4 separate regions of the Homo sapiens genome follow, and regions 1, 2 and 4 are each linked to region 3. The links are chromatin loops, found by intact Hi-C in ENCODE. Cell type or tissue: heart right ventricle. All regions are shown on one strand. Region 1 overlaps PDCD4 (programmed cell death 4). Region 2 has its middle 34 kb from the start of RBM20. Region 3 overlaps RBM20 (RNA binding motif protein 20). Region 4 overlaps PDCD4 (programmed cell death 4).

What was found. Hi-C counts contacts between places; a loop is a spot of excess contacts. Peaks named below come from ENCODE experiments on the same cell type or tissue, not always from the same donor. Only the 100,000 strongest peaks of a DNase experiment are listed, where the experiment ranks them.
Region 1: it touches region 3 in a loop (15-fold over the local background); 98 of 110 quality-filtered maps call a loop at or near these places.
Region 2: it touches region 3 in a loop (2.2-fold over the local background); 34 of 110 quality-filtered maps call a loop at or near these places.
Region 4: a loop joins it to region 3, with 6 times the contacts of the local background. A loop is called at or near these places in 97 of 110 quality-filtered maps.

What each region holds. Positions count from the first base shown.
Region 1 is chr10:110,890,820-110,895,819 of GRCh38, forward strand. It overlaps PDCD4 (programmed cell death 4), which reads left to right. Exons shown (of 12, transcript NM_014456.5): 9 at 3,272-3,379; 10 at 3,593-3,703. Among named protein-coding and RNA genes, the nearest start is that of MIR4680, 4.8 kb to the right of the region's middle. In heart right ventricle, a CTCF peak has its summit at 2,940 (motif pointing left); no DNase peak of the experiment used is centred here.
Region 2 is chr10:110,607,828-110,612,827 of GRCh38, forward strand. No RefSeq gene overlaps it. Among named protein-coding and RNA genes, the nearest start is that of RBM20, 34 kb to the right of the region's middle. RefSeq lists enhancers at 3,430-4,367, 4,542-4,691. In heart right ventricle, CTCF peaks have their summits at 1,985, 2,646 (motif pointing right) and 2,860; no DNase peak of the experiment used is centred here; H3K27ac peaks cover 962 bases.
Region 3 is chr10:110,743,549-110,748,548 of GRCh38, forward strand. The region is part of intron 1 of RBM20 (RNA binding motif protein 20); the gene reads left to right. LOC124902498 (a long non-coding RNA gene) reads right to left here. Exons shown (of 3, transcript XR_007062286.1): 3 at 2,146-2,221. Among named protein-coding and RNA genes, the nearest start is that of RBM20, 100 kb to the left of the region's middle. In heart right ventricle, CTCF peaks have their summits at 2,979 (motif pointing right) and 3,184; a DNase peak (open chromatin) is centred at 3,009; H3K27ac peaks cover 5,000 bases.
Region 4 is chr10:110,880,600-110,885,599 of GRCh38, forward strand. It overlaps PDCD4 (programmed cell death 4), which reads left to right. Exons shown (of 12, transcript NM_014456.5): 3 at 634-936; 4 at 2,404-2,498; 5 at 4,654-4,767. Among named protein-coding and RNA genes, the nearest start is that of PDCD4, 11 kb to the left of the region's middle. In heart right ventricle, no CTCF peak of the experiment used is centred here; no DNase peak of the experiment used is centred here.

The sequences.
Region 1 (5,000 bases), 150 kb after region 3:
CTTTATAACCTTTTATTATAAATTATATGATTAAAAAATGAGTCTGTTAAAATGGCTTTCATGAATAATTATAAGCAAGCCATCTATGAACTTCAAAGGAATGCCTGAAATCTTTTTCTTATAGTATTATTTAATAATTTTCAAATGCTGTTGAAATGAGATTTTCTGTGTTTTAGCTATTCAATAAATACGCTTTTATATGAGCAATTTAAAACTAGATAGTCTTAAATAATGAGTTATGAATTATGAGCACTAGAGCAGATCAGAGTGTTAGATTTTTGTGAGGACATTCACTACCCATATGCATGTTTTAAAAGAAAATTGATTGTAATCCCAGCACTTTGAGAGGCTGAGGCGGGTGGATTGCTTGAGGCCAGGAGTTTGAGACCAGCCTGGTCAACATGGTGAAACCCCGTTTCTACTAAAAATACATAATAATTAGCCAGGCATGGTGGTGCGCACCTGTAATCCCAGCTACTCGGGAGGCTGAGGCACCAGTATTGCTTGAACCCAGGAGGAGGAGGTTGCAGTGAGCTGAGATCACACCACTGCACTCCAGCATGGGTGACAGAGCAAGACTCTGTCTCAAAAAAAAAAAAAAAAAAAAGCGATTTATTGCATTAAAATGCCAGATTTATTCCCTATGGATTTTTTTTTTTTCTGGCTGCAATGTGGTGTCCTATAACAAGAAACCAAAAAACAGAAAAAACTCCTTATCTGCAGATCTCTTTAAGAAAAGGCATGCAACTAGAAGATTTGTAGTTCATGTGCTTCTGATTTTTGAGTATAATCTTTTCATGTAACTACAATTTTGATTTTTAGTAAGTCTTTTAATGAGGTGTGTGTGTGTGTTTGTGTATGTGTATCTAGCTTAAGTGTTAAGGAGTTCAAATTGTAGTTAGAGCCTTGACTGTTTTTGCTTTTATATATGTTAAAATAGATGAGTCAGTGTTTGTAATGTCGTGATTGCAGTATCTGTTTTTTAAAAATTAAACAATTATTAGAAAAATTGAGGTATAAAAATAGTCAAGATGCCAGGGCAATTAGGCAGGAAAGATAAAAGGCATCCAGATTGGAAAGGAGGAGATAAAACTAGTTGTATTCCCAGATAACATGATCTGTATACAGAAAATTTGAATGAATCCACATTTTTTAACTCCCCAAAACTGAAACCAAACTATTAACTAAAAAATGAGTTCAGAAAGGTTGCAAGATAAAAGATCAGTACACAAAATTCAATTCTCTATACAGTAGAAATGAATGATCTGAAATGCAATTATTGCATTTGTGATAGCATCAAAAATAAAATACTTAGGAATAAATTTAACAAGACAAATGCAAGTCTTGTACACTGAAAACTGCAAAACAGGTTGAAAGAAATTAAGGAAGACCTAAATAAATAGAATGATATCCCATGGTTATGGATGAGGATACTTAATATTGTTAAGATGGTAATACTCTCCAAAATTAATATTTTTGGAAACTGGACAAGCTGTTTTATGGTGTGTGAATTCTCTCTCAATAAAGAAAATTGACAAGATAAAAATGGAAATAAAACTGCCAGTATATGAGTTTGAGGTTGACATTATTTGGATATTTGCTTACATGGAAGGGTTGGATCAAAGAAGACTTTTAGAAATGTATAAATGTATTTGTAATTTATCATTCTCAGAAGTGCATGGAATTTGATGGGGGATATTTTTAATACTTCTAAAGTTATGTAACAAATGTTAAAAGTAAGTAATATAATTTGAATAACAAGTACAGTCACGTGCCACATTATGATGTTTTGGTCAGTGATGGACTGTGTGGGATGGTGGTGGTCCCATAAGGTTATAACGGAGCTGAAAAATTCCTATCGTTGAGTGATATGGAGGCAGTTGTAATGTTGTAGCACAGTTACTTTATTTTTTCATAAATTTAATGTAGCCTAAGTATACAGTGTTTATAAAGTGCATAGCCAGTGTATGGGTAATGTCTTAGGCCTTTACATTCACTAACCACTCACTCATTGAATCACCCAGAGTAACTTCCATCCTGAAAGCTCTATTCATATTGAGTGCTCTATACAGGTGTATCATTTTAAAAATCATTTACACTGTTTTTTATTGTACCTTTTCTATGTTTAGATACACAAATACCATTGTGTTCCAATTGCCTATATTATTCAATATAGTGACCTGCTGTACAGATTTGTAGCCTAGGAGCAATAGGCTATACCATATAGCACTGGTGTGTAGTAGGCTATACCATCTAGGTTTTTGTGAGTATACTCTATGATGTTTGCACCATGACAGAGTCATCTAACACACTTTTCAGAATGTATCCCTGTTAAACGATGCATGACTATGCATTAGTTTGTAATTGTAAAAATACTCAAATGCTATGCTTTAAATATTTACTTACATGTAAATATTTAAATACATATTTACTTACATGTAAATATTATATCCTAAAGCATGACAGCAATTAAATTTTACTTTACCTTTTATGAAAATATCTTATAGAAGTTGGAAGGATACTTAAATATGATTTTTTAAATTCAGTCAGCCAACATTCAACATTCAGGCAACTAGATATGTGCCCACCAAATACAAAGGGGATTTTAACAAATAACATATAGGGAAAAATATTCCTAGTTGAAACTCTTGTGCTGAAAAAGTTCTCCCACTTTTTTGAGATGTTCAAGTTTGAGCGGGAAAATCAAGACTTGTCTCTTTAGCTACAGCTGGAAACTGAATTATTGAACATTTTAGATAATGAGTTTCAAATTCTCAGTTGTAGAGAAAAGAGAAACTATGTGGAAATCTTTGCCCTCTCTAGTAATGCCCCATTATCATCTCTCATTTTTTGGCTCTCAGTGCACTATTAAGAGCGTCTTGATAGAAGTGAAATATTTTGTGCCACTTTATGTTGAAACTTTGTTAGTGCCCTCTAGTGGTATTTAAAATCCCTTATTTTTAGTGGCACACTAGAGCATTATGGTCACAACCCAGGACGCATGCATTATAAACCTATTCGTAGTTCTCAGTGATTCAGACACACTGAAGCATTGCATTTGAATCATAATTATGAACCATTTAAAAATTGGGGATTTATTTTTTAATTATGAAAAATTCTGTTGTAATAGTACCACATCCAATGTATATGTTATTAGCTGTTTGTTACCCACTATTTCATTATATTGGAATGAGGGCAAATAATCCTGTAGGCAAGCACGATATTTTAAAAGTTAGGAATTCTGACACATCTCAACTTTTAAATCTAATAGATTGATATGCTGCTGAAAGAATATTTACTCTCTGGAGACATATCTGAAGCTGAACATTGCCTTAAGGAACTGGAAGTACCTCATTTTCACCATGAGCTTGTATATGAAGTAAGATTACCTTGCCATGTCAAAGATAATTATTAAGTGTTCCTTTTTGTACTGTAGCGACTTATGCTTTTTAAATAATGTACATCCTTTTTTTAATATCAAAGGAGGAAGTGGTTATTAAATTTCTACGATTACAGAAGGCATCTAGGTGCATTTTAGGAGCAGTTTCATATATGAATTAACCAAAAATTCACTCATTGATTCAATTTTTAGGCTATTATAATGGTTTTAGAGTCAACTGGAGAAAGTACATTTAAGATGATTTTGGATTTATTAAAGTCCCTTTGGAAGTCTTCTACCATTACTGTAGACCAAATGAAAAGAGTAAGTATAACATTGTTTTTGAACAACTTGTAGGATTATGTCTTAAATATATGATTGAATACAGATTATGAATTGTCAGTGAAATTTTCTTTAGGTATGTTTAGTGTTAATATGCCTATATGTTTTGTTTTTTCTTAATGGTAATGTTTGAGGTTTGAACCTTTTGCAACCATTTTTTGGAAAGTAACACTGCAGTGTTTTTTTTTTTTTTTTTACCTACTTTAACAAATGTAATTATGTATTCTACCTCAAGGGTTCGGTTTCTAAGATGTGACAATTTCTATTTTATATCTAGAGAGAAACATGAACCTTTAACTTTTAACAAATTATAAAGTACTTTTTTCCTATTAAAAATTTTATGATTATTGTTTTAAATGTTTGTGAGGTTTTTGTTTGCCTTGTATTTTTTTAAAAAGGTAGTAAGTGTAAATAGAGAAGTAGATGGGAAAGGAGTTTGCCCAATGTCTGATGTCTGCTTACAGCTCTTTTAAGAGAACAGTATTTAAAAAAAATTTTTTAGCTATGTAACCAGTTTTACTTATTTTTTTATTTATATTTTTAATTTTAGATATCAGAGGGGTATATGTACAGGTTTGTTAGATGGGTGTTTTGTGTGATGCTGAGGTTTGGGCTTCTAATTAATGATCCTGTCCCTCAGGTAGTAAATATAGTACCTGATAGGTAATTTTTCAACTCTTGTCCTCTTTCCTACCTCCCCACTTTTGAAATTCCCAATGTTTATTGTTCCCATCTTCATGTCTGTGTGTACCCAATGTTTAGCTCTCACTTACAAGTGAGACCATGCATTATTTGGTTTTATGTTTGTGATAATTTTCTTAGGATAATGGCCTCCAGCTGCATCCACGTTGCTGCAAAGGACATGATTTTGTTCTTTTTTATGGCTATGTAGCATTCCATGGGCGTATATGTACCACATTTTCTTTGTCTAATCCACCATTGATGGGCACTTGGATTGATGCCATGTCTTTGCTGTTGTGAATAGTACCCGATAAATATACAAATGCAGGTGTCATTTTGGTAGAATGATTTATTTTCCTTTGGGTATACACCCAGTAATGGGATTGTCGGGTTGAACGGTAATTCTATGTTGAGTTCTTTGAGAAATCTCCGAACCACTTTCTACAGGGGCTGAACTAATTTGCATTCCCACCAACAGCGTATAAACCTTCCCTTTTCTCCTCAACCTTGCCAATGTCTGTTATTTCCTGACTCTAATAAAAGAGAACAGTTGTAAAACACTGTAACAAATCTACTTTCTGTGCTTCTCACGATTCAA
Region 2 (5,000 bases), 140 kb before region 3:
CTTGCCACAGAGGTGCAGAGATTATGTTCTGTCTTAAAGATTTAAGAAATCATTTTCTTAAAAATTCTGCTAGGTATAGTGGTTCATACCTGTAATACCAACATTTTTAGAAGCTGGAGCAGGATGATCATTTGAGCCAGGAGTTTGAGACCAGCCTGTGCAATGTAGTGAGACCCGATTTCTACAAAAAATTTAAAAACTAGCTGGGTTTGGTGGCTACACCTGTAGTCCCAGCTACTTGGGAGGCTGAGGTGGAAGGGGTCACGAGCCTGGGAGGTTGAGGCTACAATGCGCCATGATCATGCCACTGCACTCCAGCCTGGCAACAGAGCAAGACCCTGTCTCAAAAAAAAAAAGTGTTATATTTACGAAATAATATTCATTCTGTATCTTTTTACTTAGGCGTATCTCCTTATCCTGGAACACTGATAATCCAGGTTTGTGTATTTATGCTTAGTCAGCTATCTTAAATGGAGGGAAGTGCAAATGGAACCAGTTGCACATTAATGCAGTTTAAATGGTAACAGCAAAGTGTTAGCCTGCTGTTAAAAGTTAGGAGGATCTTTCCTTCCCTACTTGGTATTTTTTTCTTTTTTTTTTTTTCTCTTTTTTTTTAAAGAGAAGATAGGGCCTTACTCTGTCGTTCGGGCTGGAGTGCAGTGGTTCAATCATAGCTCACTGCAATCTCCAACTCCTGGGCTCAAGGGTTCCTCTCAGGGCACCTTCCCAAGTAGGTAGCTAGAATTACAGGTGTGTGCTAACACACCGGCTGATTTCTGATTTTTTAAGTAGATGGGGGTGGGGTCTCACTTTGCCCAGGCTGGTCTCGAACTCCTGGCCTCAAGTGATCCTTGGCTTCCCAAAGTGTTAGAATTACAGGTGTGAGTCACTGCAGCTGGCCCTTTTTTGTTTTAAAATTATATGTAATTAGGTGGAAATTATCCTCTCCTTTTGTGTGAAGATTGAACAGTGATATCCTTGTTTCCTTAGTTTTATCTTTTGGAAGAAACAATTCTTCTTTTCATCCGGGAAAAGTAAGAACAGAATCTGTTTCAATTGCCTATTGCCTAGAAGTGTTACAGCTTTTATTTTGGTCACATTAAGTAATTCTTGATAAAGTGGTTAACATTTCTAGAAGGAATATTATTTTGGCAAGAGCTCAGATTTCACAAAACGTGTCTTAAAAATGGCTTTCGGCCAGGCGTGTTGGCTCACGCCTGTAATCCCAACACTTCGGGAGGCCAAGGTGGGTGGATCACGAGGTTAGGAGATCCAGAGCATCCTGGCTAACACGGGGAAACCCTGTCTCTACTAAAAATACAAAAAATTAGCCGGGCCTGGTGGCGGGCGCCTGTAGTCCCAGGTACTCGGGAGGCTGAGGCAGGAGAATGGCGTGAACCCGGGAGGCAGAGCTTGCAGTGAGCTGAGATTGTGCCACTGCACTCCAGCCTGGGCGACTGAGCGAGACTCTATCTCAAAAAAATAAAGTGGCTTTCATATCTCCACTTTTTCTAAGTTAGGACTTTGAAGGATATATTTAGATCCAGAGATACAAAATTTTTTAGTTTAATACCTTAATTTTATAGACGAGGAAATCTGAAGCCCAGATTAGGTAAGTGACCCAAATGAATAAATGAGCACACACAGCTTAATAACCCACAGAGCCAGAACCAAGTCCTGGCTTTCCTTCGCAAGCAGGACAGACTCTAATACATTAGCTCTTTTTTTCTCCCAAGTTAACTATGAAAATGGGAGAGAGATAGTACAGTGTTGATTGATCCTCCACATGACACAGAGAAACAGATTTTAAGGGCACAATTCACCATCTCTGGTTTTCTTTGCCTTTTGCCTCCCCACTCCTCCTATTTTCTTTAGACTGCACTTATTTAGGTACACTCTGATCACTTATCTCAGTGTCTTAGGGGGACTGGATTACTCCTGGCTGCCAGTCTTCTGCATGAAAGATGCCAGCGTTGCTCCATAAATCTGCCACCATGTGGCACTCACTCTCCCCTTCCTAGACACAGAGTCTCCTGGGTGTAAGAGCCCTTGTGGCAGCCAGTAATTGCTCAGGGACATGAGGCAGCCTAGCGATTAGGTTTGCAAGAAGCACATGGATTTATTTCCTCTCTCAAGTCCTCACATTGGTTGGTATAACTCTATTATTGGAAAGAGACATTAAGGTTTGAATGTTATCTCATGGATACTTGTGTGTTCAGATCAGTGCCTGGAAAGTTGATTATCAAACATTAAAGTGTACAGTGATCACAAGTCCTGCTTTGGCTTTATAAATATACACCTAAAATTATTCAGTAATTAACAATGATGGCGGTAAAGGCTGGAAACATGGAACTACATATGGGTGGAAAAAACCCACCACCATAGAAAATTGAAGGACACGGGTTTAAGGCAAATCATTTGGGACTAAGTTAACAGAGGCAGTTAAGGTATAATGTACTAAAGGTCCCTGACACTTCTGAGGCAGAGGCCTTTGCTAGGAGAGGTCTTCAAACACAGGAATCTATCGTACCACTTCAGAATTAGAAATGATGGCTGCAAAGGTAGATAAGGCTGAGGCTTTCTTCATCATTGGGCTGCTGCTTTGTCTCCCAGTAATTACTTCACTTTTTTCCCAGAGCCACTAGAGGGGGCCCTTGACACATGCCAACCCCTCCATTTTTTCAGTCTAGTTTTTCAAACTCTAGTTTCTTAGAGTAGAGTTCCAGGAGCAATGAGATGGTCAAGGTGTGACATTCTTGAGATTTCTCTGTTGCAAGAGTTTGAGCTACGTGTTAACTGCAGCTCAGTAATTGGATGCTTTTAGCCAAGGTACCTAGTGCTTGCAACAGGTTGGATTGCTGCTTAGAAAGGTATGCAGCAGCTGTTTAATGGGATCTTGTTAACAAAATTTGCAGTCTGTATTAGGGTTCTCTAGAGGGACGGAATAGGATAGATGTATATATGAAGGGTAGTTTATTAAGGAGTATTGACTCACATGATCACAAGGTGAAGTCCCGCAATAGACTGTCTGCAAGCTGAGGAGCAAGGAAACCAGTCAGAGTCTCAAAACCTCAAAAGTAGGGAAGCCAACAGTGCAGCCTTCAGTCTGTGGCTGAAGACCTGAGAGCCCCCGGCAAACCACTGGTATAAGTCCAAGAGTTCAAAAGCTGAAGAGCTTGGAGTCCAATGTTAGAGGACAGGAGGCATCCAGCACGGGAGAAAGATGAAGACTGGAAGTCTCAGGAAGTCTGCTCTTTCCATCTGCCTGTTTTATTCTAGCTGCACTGGCAGCTGATTAGATGGTGCCCACCCAGATTGAAGGTGGGTCTGCCTCTCCTAATCCACTAACTCAAATGTTAATCTCCTTTGGCAACACCCTCACAAACACACCCAGCAACAATTCTTTGCATTCCTCAATTCAATCAATTTGACAATATCAGCCATCACAGTCCTTTCTTGCAGTAGCCCTACTTGTTTCTCCTCAGAGCAGTTTTTTCCTCTATACTTTCTCAATCTTCATATAAACCCAGAAGAGTTTGTTCTATTATAATTTTCCTCATTTGCTCTGTCTCTAACCTTGCATCCCTTAATTGAAACAGCTTCACCTATGTTGCTTTTCAGTTTATCATTTTTAAGTCATCTCCCCAACAAGACACTCCGAATCAGCGTCTCTTATGTTCTTTCACAGAGTGAAGGGAATACTTGCTTCTTTTCTTGTTAGAAATCTTATTAGAATCCCTGTAGCCTTGCGATTATGTGGCTGTTATGTGAGATTATTATGTGCTTTAGGATTGTTCCAGAAGTCCCATTTCCCTACTGCTTAAGAATAAAGGGTTCATCCCCATGGTGAGCAGGCATGTGGGAGCCCACACACAGCCCTGCCCCTGTACCTCAGCACAGGGGTCACACAGCAGGCTAAATCTCATCCTCTGAGATGCAACATCTGCCTTGACACTGATGGGAATGCTGGCATGACCGTGGAGCATGGCCTTGTGATGGACAGAGCTCATCTCATTTGTGAGATTCTGAGAAACCTCAAAAAAGAGAAACCACTGAAGCTGGTGCCAAACAGGTCTTCTCAGTGATCCTTGCCTTTTAGTTTTTCTTTTTCTTATGCACATGCTTCTAGGCAGGGGGTCTGTTCATCTAACTTCTGCCCTTGGCTAAGTAGATGAAAAAGAGGGGTTCATTGATTTCAAGTAATTTCTTGATCCCTTGGGGCAGAAGGATTACAGTCTTTCAGAGATAGTTTCTTTTTGTATATCAATGTATGCACCTTGTGCATAATAATTACCTACTAGCTACCAGATGTGCGCTTTTATCGTCTCTCTTAAGGGCAGTGACTTTGAAGTGGGTGGTGGTAACCCCAGTTTGCAGAAGAGGAACTAAGTTTCATGAGGGCAAAGTAACTTGTCTAACAATTTCTGTTGGAAAGCAGTGGAACTGAGAGTAGAGTCCTGGCTTATCTTAGTCCACCAACCTCTCTAGTTGCCATTTTAAAATTCAAAATGAAACCAGTGCCAACACTTGTAGACAGACCAGCCACAAGGAAGGGCAAAAAGCACCTTTGAACCAGATGGTTTCAGAGCTGTCTACAAATCTGGGCTGTATTGTTTCCTGCTGTCTCCATCCTCACAGCCTTGGGACGCCATGCCACAAAAGCAGGAGGCTTTGTTTGAACAAGATCCTGGGTGATGGAGGCTCTTTCAGATGGCACCTGAGGAGGAGCCCCTTCTCTTGCGCTGTATGCCCCACGTGCATCTTGGCAGAGTAGTTGCCAGCTGAGTGCCTTTGATTCTGCTATTCTCTAGCAGTTAACTTTCAACTCCTCTCACCTGGCCCAACCCTAGTCTCTACTCCCAGTTTTGAAAAGGAAAAGACTAGTGGAGGATTGGTAGTGGGAGGACTGGGAAAGGTTGCACGCCGAGCACTACACTACCACTGCCCTGTGCCTGTTCCTGACCCTGCCGCTTAGCACTCTGCTTTCTCGCAGGAGCCTG
Region 3 (5,000 bases):
CACACACACACAACATACACAGAGGCACACACATGCATGCATGCATGCAATACCCACATTGTTCTTTTATATTATTATTATTTTTTGAGGTGGCATCTTGCTCTGTTGCCCAGGCTGGAGTGCAGTGGCACAAACTCAGCTCACTGCAACCTCTGCCTCCCAGTTCAAGCGATTCTCATGCCTCAGTCTCCTGAGTAGCTGGGACCACAGATGCGCACCATCACACCCGGCTAATTTTTGTATTTTTAGTAGAGATGGGGTTTCACCATGTTAGCCAGGCTGGTCTTGAACTGCTGACCTCAGGTGATCCGACTACCTCAGCTTCCCAGAGTGCTGGGATTACAGGTGTGAGCCACGGTGCCCAGCTGTCCTTTTATTTTTATTTGGTGTTCCTTGTTGGAAGAGATCAGCTTCTCTTCACTAGAGAAATTTTTCAGTGATCCTGGTGGGGGCTCCAGTCCCCTTTTCTTTAGGAAGAAATAGAGTAGAATGATTGGGAGTACAGTGACAGGGTGGTGTCACATTTCCTGAGTTTGAGCCTCAGCTCTTCCACTTGCTGGCTGTGTGGCACTGGGCAAACTCCTTCACCTCTCAGTGCCTCAGATACCTCTCTATACAGAGGAAATGCAAGCGGAAGTATAAGGAAGATCACACGAAATAGCGCCTGTCAATCACTGTCAAGCACAGTGCCTGGCACACAGTAGGTTTGCAGGATGCCTGTGGTTTCTGTCACCCTGATGTGACTCTCCTGGGGCCCTTGAAGGTAGCATTCCAGGCCCTCAGAATCTCCAGGGGAGTGACTGGGAGCTGTAGTTTCACCAGCACCGGGCTGATGCTTGTGGCTGGGAAACGCCACTACCAAGGTGATGAAAGGTGAAGGTGGGTTGATATATAAAATAAAAGAACTTGGAGGAAAGTTAATACCTTTGAACATTGGTTCCCAAAGTGTGGTCCTGCACCAGCAGCAATATCCACCTAGCAACTTGATGGAAACGCAGATTCTCAAACCTTCCTCCAGACTTACTGAACGGAAACTCTGGGGGTGGATGCTAGTGATATTGTGTTTGAACAAGCCCTCCAGGTGTGTCTGAGGCCTGCTGAAGTTTGCAAACCATACTTTAGAATGTGAAAGAGCCAGTCCCTATTTCATTTCAAATGAGTTTAGATGTATATTTAGCTACTGAAATAAGAAATCTAAAGATATGTACACTTGTACCAAGAAGACAAGGAAAGAAATCTGCTGATATGAAGACTCAGTTATATTTCGAACAAAGGCAATGAATCCATCTTGGTCCTTTGCTTGGCTCATGGTGAAACATAGCGGCCACCATGTGGGTCAAGAGGCTTGTGTTCAGGACAGCTGAAGGGATGGCCTTGACCTTACTGTCCTCCCAGCACCAAAAGGAGCCAAGAGCGAGAGGTTACTTCTGCCTCTCCGGAACTCCAGCACTTCCTCCCTGGGGGTGCTGGCATCTTTCTTATGCACTGTCACTCTCCTCGTGGTTACTGTTGTTTGGGTCAATGTTGTAAGCAGTTGCTTGAATACAAACCCTCTGCTTTTTCATCCCTGTTTCTCCTGGGCAAACCCAAATGTGACTGCAAAACATCTCCAAATAGAGTCCAGTTCTTCTAAGTGTCAAGGCTTGGCCCAGCCACTGCCTCTGCTGTAAAGACTTTCTAGCCTGAATACCACCATGGCAAGTCATAAGCCTTGTTCTTCCCCTCCTGTGCTCCACATCCCAGGGATTTGATCCCTGCAGGCTGCATTTCCAGGCGCCTGCTGGGTTTGAACAGTGCAAGCCTCTGGGGTGAGACTGCAGGGTGGTCGGAGAGGGATGCCAGGGTGGTTCTCCCCCTCCTCTGTGGCTGGCTGTCTGACAGTGGCTGGGGATCTTCCAGGGCTCTATTGCTACTCCTGTCCCCACTAGCTTTTGTGTACCTTCTTGTCTGTTTGATAAATTCTCTGGATTAAATTCTCCAAGGGATTTGGAGTGGTTTCTCTTTTCTTTATTGGGTCCTGACTAACTTAGCCCCTTGTCTTGCTTCCACTGGGAGTGGTCACTCAGCATTTGCATACGTATCTTCTCCAATAGCCATGAGCTTCTCAGGAGTAGCCGTCATATCCAATTCAATGTCACATCCTTAGTGCCTACTCCAGGAGCTGTCACTTTCAACATGCTTGGTGTTTGATGAATGAATGCGTGATAACATGTGAGGAGGGCTGAAAATGCAAAGGAAAATCAAAGTATGCCGTATATTCAAAATGCATGCAACAAGCAAGGTTTACCATATGGAAATAGCGATGTATGCCCTGCCTAGTAATCTAGTTTAAAATAGTAATAATAAACCTTAAGCTTGTCCACAGTACAGATTTTTTAAACAATAATTTGAGAATGTTCAAATCTGTTCCATTATAAGCCACCCCAGAACTTAATGATTTAGAACCCTTTATTATTTCTCATGATTCTGTGGGTTATGACTTGAGTTGCCTTCAGCTGTTCTTGCCTGGGCTCGCTCATCACCACGTTTGGTAGCGATTCGGCTGGAATTCATATGCGTGGGACCTCAGGAGAAATGGAGATTCTCTCTCCACTAGAATCTCATGCTGAAGGAGGCTGGTGCGGGCTTGTTCACAAAGTGGCAGTCTTCCAAGAGGGTGAGGGGCAAACTCTGAGGCCAATTGAGGTAGAGGCTTGGAAGTTACACAGCATCTCTTCCTGTGCATTCTGCTTCAAAGCAAGTCAAGAGCCCAGCCCAGATTCAAAGGATAGGGAAATAGACTCATGTCTTAATGGGAGGGGCTTCCAGGAATTTGTGGCCATATTTAATCCACTGTAGAGTGGTTATTCTCATTACGAAACATTCTTTATTACAACATTTAGTATGGCTGTACCTTAAGTAGAGCCTCCTGGAATAGATTTAAAAGGTTGCTCAACTGGTAAGACCCACAAATGGAGAGCTGCCACTGCTTTCCTTAGTTCTTTGTCTGACCACCAGATGGTGGCATTGCTCAGTCGACCCCGAGTATTTCAAGGCCGGCACCAAATTCCACCTGGAGATGCCCTTCAAGCTGTGGGAATTCTATGATTTTGCACAGCTGGATTGGGAGCAGGCAGTGCTACCTATGGAGAGGGTCTGGGATTAGGGTTGCAATGGGCATTGGATGCCTCTTTCTCCCTGACTCTTCTAGAACTGTTGTGGGAAATTTCTTCACCTCCCCAAATGGGGGACTGGAGTAAGATGCTGCAAATATCATCCCATCACAATGGACTCAATCATGAAGAAAAATATCGTTTGTAATAAAAAAATTGTTTGCATACTCATGAATTGTCTATCGAAATTACATTGTATTGATTTCATCCTAGTGATGTAAATAATTCTATACCACTTCTTTTTCTTTTTTCTACCCTCTGCACCATTATAGTTGTTTGTATAACAGTGTCTGCAAAAACTGATAACATTTGATTAAGGCCTGCAGTCTAGTCCATTGTATTGTGCCAGTGTCAATTTCCTGGTTTTGATCATGTAATATAGTGATATAAGATGTTATCATTGGGGAAGATAGGAGATAAGGACATAGACCTTTCTGTACTATTTTTGCAACTTCTTGCAAGTCTATAAGTATTTCAGAATAGAAAGTTAAAAAAATACCCTCACTAAAAATAACCTCCACCTGCTTGTGTATTACTGGTATTTGCATCATCATTTGGGAGAAAAGTTGAGCATTGATTTTAAAAACTCTTTTTTTGGGGGGGGGGGTCATTCTGGCAGGGTAGCACTGGCTTCTCAACCCCCTTCAGATCCACTGGCCACTTCCACAGATCCTGCCCAGGCTCAAAGCACCTGCTAGACTAGGTGATCAGTGGTGCAGAGACCTGGAGCCAAGGATGGGGAGAGACAGTCATTGCCACCTCCTTTCTTCCCTTTCTGGACTCAGAGATCCTCTGTCCCAAGTTTCTCCCTTATAGTCAGGGCTCTGCCCTTTACTACTCACTTTCTTGTTTGTTGTCTTAATCGTGGGTTACAATGCTTCTCTAAGACTAACAGGAAGACACTTTTATTTCCATTTTGTGAATAAGAAAACTAACACCCAGGGTTTGAGGTACTTGGCTGGGACCAAAAGTAAGTGATGCATCCAAGGCTAGAAGGTAGATTAAATGACTTTTTAATCTGGGTTTTCCTTGCTAATTTCTAAATACACTAAAAAGAGAAAACTTTTTAGAAAGTTTTCTTTCTGAAAGAGAAAGCCTTTTAGAAAGTTTTCTTTCTGAAAGAGAAAACTTTTTAGAAAGTTTTCTTTCTGCAAGAGAAAGCCTTTTAGAAAGTTTTCTTTCTGAAAGAGAAAACTTTTTAGAAAGTTTTCTTTCTGAAAGAGAAAACTTTTTCAAGTGAAGTAAAACTTCTTTGAAATATTACGTGTTTAAACTCCTAGGCTGTAATTTCATATGCTTTTATTTACTGTCTTGTTCTATTAAAATGCAACCTATAGCACCTTTTAATGTTCACACAGTGTTTGAAGTAGAGAAATGAAACTTTTATGAGTAAGTGGAGAAAGTAGTGTTAACTTTTTTTTTCATTAATGAGAAAACAATAGGCAGCAATGGGTTTAGGAGTTCTATGGCGAAAAGGCATTTCCTGAGATTGAATCAGTGGCAAAAGGAGAGCCTGTTATGTTTTGCTAACCAAAAGAATGTGGGAACATTTTAGCTAAAATGCAAGTTAAAACTGTGAAACATATAAATAAGCATTTGGTATGCTTTTCAGTTTCCACAACAGTAGTCAAGCCAGTGAGCCCTGTGGGGAGGGCTCATGGGCCCTGGACTCAAAGAGCTCAGAGTATGTCTACCTGGGGAACTAAACCAGTGTGCATGAAATGACCAGAGAGTGATATGGGGCAGATAGGGTTTCATGCCAGGGTGTGTACCATGGTTGTGTCTGGAAACAAGGGCTACCGAGGCCTGGATCACTCAGAGGAGGCATCAGGGAGAATGTACTGGACT
Region 4 (5,000 bases), 140 kb after region 3:
CATATGCGATTATTTGCTAAATGCCTTTCATTCTCTTTTGGATTACTAATAGTTCTTAAGTGTTTATACCTAGTTATGGGACGTTTGGCAAATCATTTAAACATTCTCAGCCTTAGTTTCCTTATCTGTCTTCAATGTTATAATAATTAACTGCCAAACTTGTGCATAAATAAATGATAGAGTGTCTAGCACAGTGCCTAATAGTAGGCATTCTATAAATATTAGTTTATCTCTCTTCTCAAGATGCTTTGTCTTTTCTTAATATCTCCAATTAGCTCATAAAAGTCTAAGGGTTTTATATTTGGTGTTGCTGTTAGCATAGATTTTATGATCTAAACGTGAAATAACATGCTTCTTTTGGTAAAAACAAACAAATTTGGTTTGTTTTTGGTAAGAAACAAACATGCTTTGTTAAAATTCAGTGCCTTGGTTTACTTTCCTTGATAATGTGAAAAGTAATCTTATTTAGTTGTTTATTAGATTGAAGTAGATGAAATTCCCAATATGTGACTGTAATTTACCTACAAAAATGGTAATGTCATGTGATTCAACCTAATCTAACTTACCACTATATCTATAAAACAGTAGATACTTAAAATACTTAGAATTTTTTTCTTCATTTTTCTCTTTAAGATCCTGATAACTTAAGTGACTCTCTCTTTTCCGGTGATGAAGAAAATGCTGGGACTGAGGAAATAAAGAATGAAATAAATGGAAATTGGATTTCAGCATCCTCCATTAACGAAGCTAGAATTAATGCCAAGGCAAAAAGGCGACTAAGGAAAAACTCATCCCGGGACTCTGGCAGAGGCGATTCGGTCAGCGACAGTGGGAGTGACGCCCTTAGAAGTGGATTAACTGTGCCAACCAGTCCAAAGGGAAGGTTGCTGGATAGGCGATCCAGATCTGGGAAAGGAAGGGGACTACCAAAGAAAGGTTGGTATATATCATGTCCAACAAATGGAAGATAAACAAGTGGAAAAAAATTGTCTGGTTCTTGTACTACACTTTCCTTGTTCTAGGAATGAGAGAGATTCAAAAAGTGAAAATGTAAGGCTTTACAGTTTGTATATATTTTTACTTAGTAATAATGTGAGAACCATCTCACTTTTTCTTTAGGTTGATGTTTTTTCTTGTTTGAGTAGATTTAATTTTCTTGAGCAGAATGTTAACGATTTATTTCCAGCAAAATATACACTGATGTTTTTCACTGTTACGAGTTTTACGTATATTCTCTAAGTTTGAAAGGAGTCAGAAATCCATCATACTTATTTAATATAATTATGTCCATTACTACTACTAATAAATATACATTTGATTGATAACGTCTAGATCTGAATTTTAATGTTTTCCTAGATCTCACGGTGAGTTCTCTTTAGCTCTTTATTTTGGGTTCTGTAGTAGATTGGTCTGTTTCACTGCTGTTTCTCTAGTACCCGAAATAGTGACTAGTACACTGTAGGCAAATATTTGTTGAATAAGAGTTTTCTGACGATTTCATCACCTTCTGAATGGTGGGAACTTCAATTTATAGCCTAGGTTTCTTGTAAAATGTTTTTGTGATCTGTCAAAAATTAGTTTTGTTAAATGCCTCTGCAATCATGTTTTATATCAAAATGAAACCTGGTTGTCAGATTCTGTTTTGGTCTGATGGCAAGGATATACTTGGTACAAAATAAAAACCTCCAAAAACAGAAATGTTGGTGACATTGTAAAGGTTCTTTAAAAAATAGTGTAGTACATTAGTCCTTAAAACATTTCAGTAAGTTGATGTAGAAAAGCAACTTTGAAAATTGGAATTGTTAAGCTTCTTTTGGTTGTTTTGTATTTAGAAAACAGAATTTTCAGGGCTGTTAATGCTTAAAAGCAGTTAGAATTCTTTTCTATATTTATAACATATTGCTAGTTGTATGGTTTAATGTGTACTTTAATATTTAAAGAGTACTGTATTTGACCTTAAAATATTTGATGGTGGTTACTGTCCTTTTTTGTTAAATAATTTTTCCCTTGTTGAGTTTTCTATGCTAAGCTTTACCGGCCCAGAATGTTTCTTTTTGTCTTAGTCTCAAAGAAATGTCGAATAAAATTTAGAGCTCAGCTGCAATATCATCTCCTTTGAGGTCCTCAATATAGCTATTTTTTTATCTTTATTTGTTTTTGCTTTTATTTTAAAGCATCTGCTTTTTTAGTTTTTAACTTCATAAGCTATTTTAACTTAATGTTTTTGGAAATATTGAAAGAGTGGTCTGAACAAAAACCAGTAGGGGAAGAAAACTGGAAAAAAACTAACACGTTAAATACAATTTTTTTTTAGCTGTTGTTTAACATCGGAACATTTTATTTTAGATTTCAACAAATTGATGAATTTTGTGTTTTTTCTTTCTCAATGCTAAACTTTTTCAGGTGGTGCAGGAGGCAAAGGTGTCTGGGGTACACCTGGACAGGTGTATGATGTGGAGGAGGTGGATGTGAAAGATCCTAACTATGATGATGACCAGGTATCAGTGCTTTGCTTTTTCATAATATTTAAAATGTTTATGAACTTTTTTGACTTCATGTTTGTAGTTTACTCATACATGTGTCAAATCATATGTATAAATGTTTTGGATTAGGAAACCAAGTAAACTGACAGTAATACATGCATAACTTTCACTTGGTTTCTGTAGTGAGTCAAAAATAGCTCTTTAGAAATTCACTTAGGATTATTAAGTTGTCCATTTTTCAGTAAATTCTGTTAATATAGTTTGTTTCTATAGTAATGATAATTGAGAATATCTTCTTTTGAATATTATGAGTTACAGATATTAGATTCCTTTTAAATATTACTGTTTAGAATGGTAACTATATAATACATTTTGTTTTGGGGACATGCGCATCTTTCTTTTAGGGATAATGCTGAAAATGTAAATTTTTAATAGATTGTGAAGTGAATTTTTTATTTTTTTTAATGGAAAAAATTTAAAGTAGAATAGTATAATCTGCTTGTACTCCTCTCTTAGCTTTACAAACTTAAATAATTACAAACTCATAGGCAGTCTTGTTTAATTCCATTTACTCTCCGTCTTCTATTGGCCCCTTTGCCCCACCCTGTTTTGGATTATTTTGAAGCAAATCCCAAATGTTTTGATTATGTTTTTTGAAAATTTGTCTTTGCACAAGGTGAGACACGGTGATGGAAATTTTAGACAGGAAAACGTTAAGAGTATGTGTTAGGTTGTTTTTATTGTGTGTTGTATGTATGTATTTAAGTGTTTTAACTAATAGATATGGAAATATTTCTAAGAGAACATGAAAAATATGAAACTAGTAGGATTCAAGTACTGTAGAATCTTTGCTAAAAATGTATTAATCTTTCAAGTATATGTTTTTAGGCTGAAGCCAGTCACAAGTTGTAAATATAGCAGTCCCCTCTTATCCGTGGTTTCACTTTCCGCAGTTTCAGTTACCCATGGTCCAATGTGGTTTGAAAATATTGAGTGGAAACTTTCAGAAGTAATTCATAAGTTTTAAATTGCATGCCATTCTGAGTAGTGTGATGAGATCTCCTGCTGTCCAGCTTCATCCACCTCATCCTGCCCAGGATGTGAGCCATTCCGTTGTCCAGCGTGTATCCGCAATGTATACACTACTCGTGCATTCGTCACATGGTAGCTGTCTAGGTTATCGGATTGAGAAAACAGTATTTATTGGGTTCGGTACTATCTGTGGTTTAAGGCATCCTCGGACGGGGCTTGGAACATACCCCTTGTAGATAAGGGGGCACTACATTTCAGAGCTTTTTTAGCATGGGGAGAGAGGAATGGTTTGATGATGGATGTTAATTTTCTTTTTGAAATTTCAATTGAACAGTGCTTTTTTCCTTAGAGATTTTTTTTCTGTCACTACAACATTGATCTTTGTGTTATACTTTTTATTATAATAATGCTAATCGTGAAGGCTTTGGTTCCTGCTTCATTTTTTTTTAAAGTGAAATTTTAATTAAAACACCATTTATGATAGGAAGCCATCATGAAACTTTTTGATTACTAAAAGATTGGTTTTGAGAGAGACATAAAAATTTTGAGAGAAAAAATTAACAGAAGACATGGGGGTTGGGAGCAAATTATGTATTTGCTGTGGTTAATGATTCTAATCTATATATTGGCTTATTGTATTCTGATTTTGTAAAAGAGCAGTGACATATAAATTCTACTATTTTTATTATGATTTATTATTATTATTTTTTAGCTTTGTTGTCCAGGCTGGAGTGCAGTGATGAATTATAGCTCACTGCAGCCTCGAACTCTTGGGCTTAAGAGATCCTTCTGCCTCAGCTTCCTGAGTAGCTAGGACTACAGGGGCAAGCTACCATGTCTGGCTAATTTTTAAAACTTTTTTGTAGAGACAGGGTCTTGCTATGTTTCCCAGGCTAGTATTGAACTCCAGGCCTCAAGTGAACCTCCCGCCTTTGCCTCCCAAAGTGTTGGGATTATAGGTATGAGTCTCCTTGCCTGGCCTAGATTCTATTTTTATATGCGATCAATGTATGTAGCATGTCTTTGTCTTGTGCTAAGTGGGGATTATTAACCACTTAGAATATAAAATTGTACAACAATTTCACTTGTTTATTTGCATTTTGTTTTTTATAACTCTTACTCCCTTTTCCCCTCAAAGGAGAACTGTGTTTATGAAACTGTAGTTTTGCCTTTGGATGAAAGGGCATTTGAGAAGACTTTAACACCAATCATACAGGAATATTTTGAGCATGGAGATACTAATGAAGTTGCGGTAGGTTTAAAGTTGCAAGTATAATTTATTTAATATAGGAGAGAAGACATCTTTTATAAGCAAAATACATCTACAATGATCTTGGGTCACTGAATAAATTTAATCATTTTCTTTTGCATAAGTGAATTTCTAAGAAATGGAATAAAATCTCATTACATTAAAACAGTTATATATTTGGGATGTGATGAGAGCTGTGTGCCATTTTGTTCTCTGAAAAATGACACAATATTTTT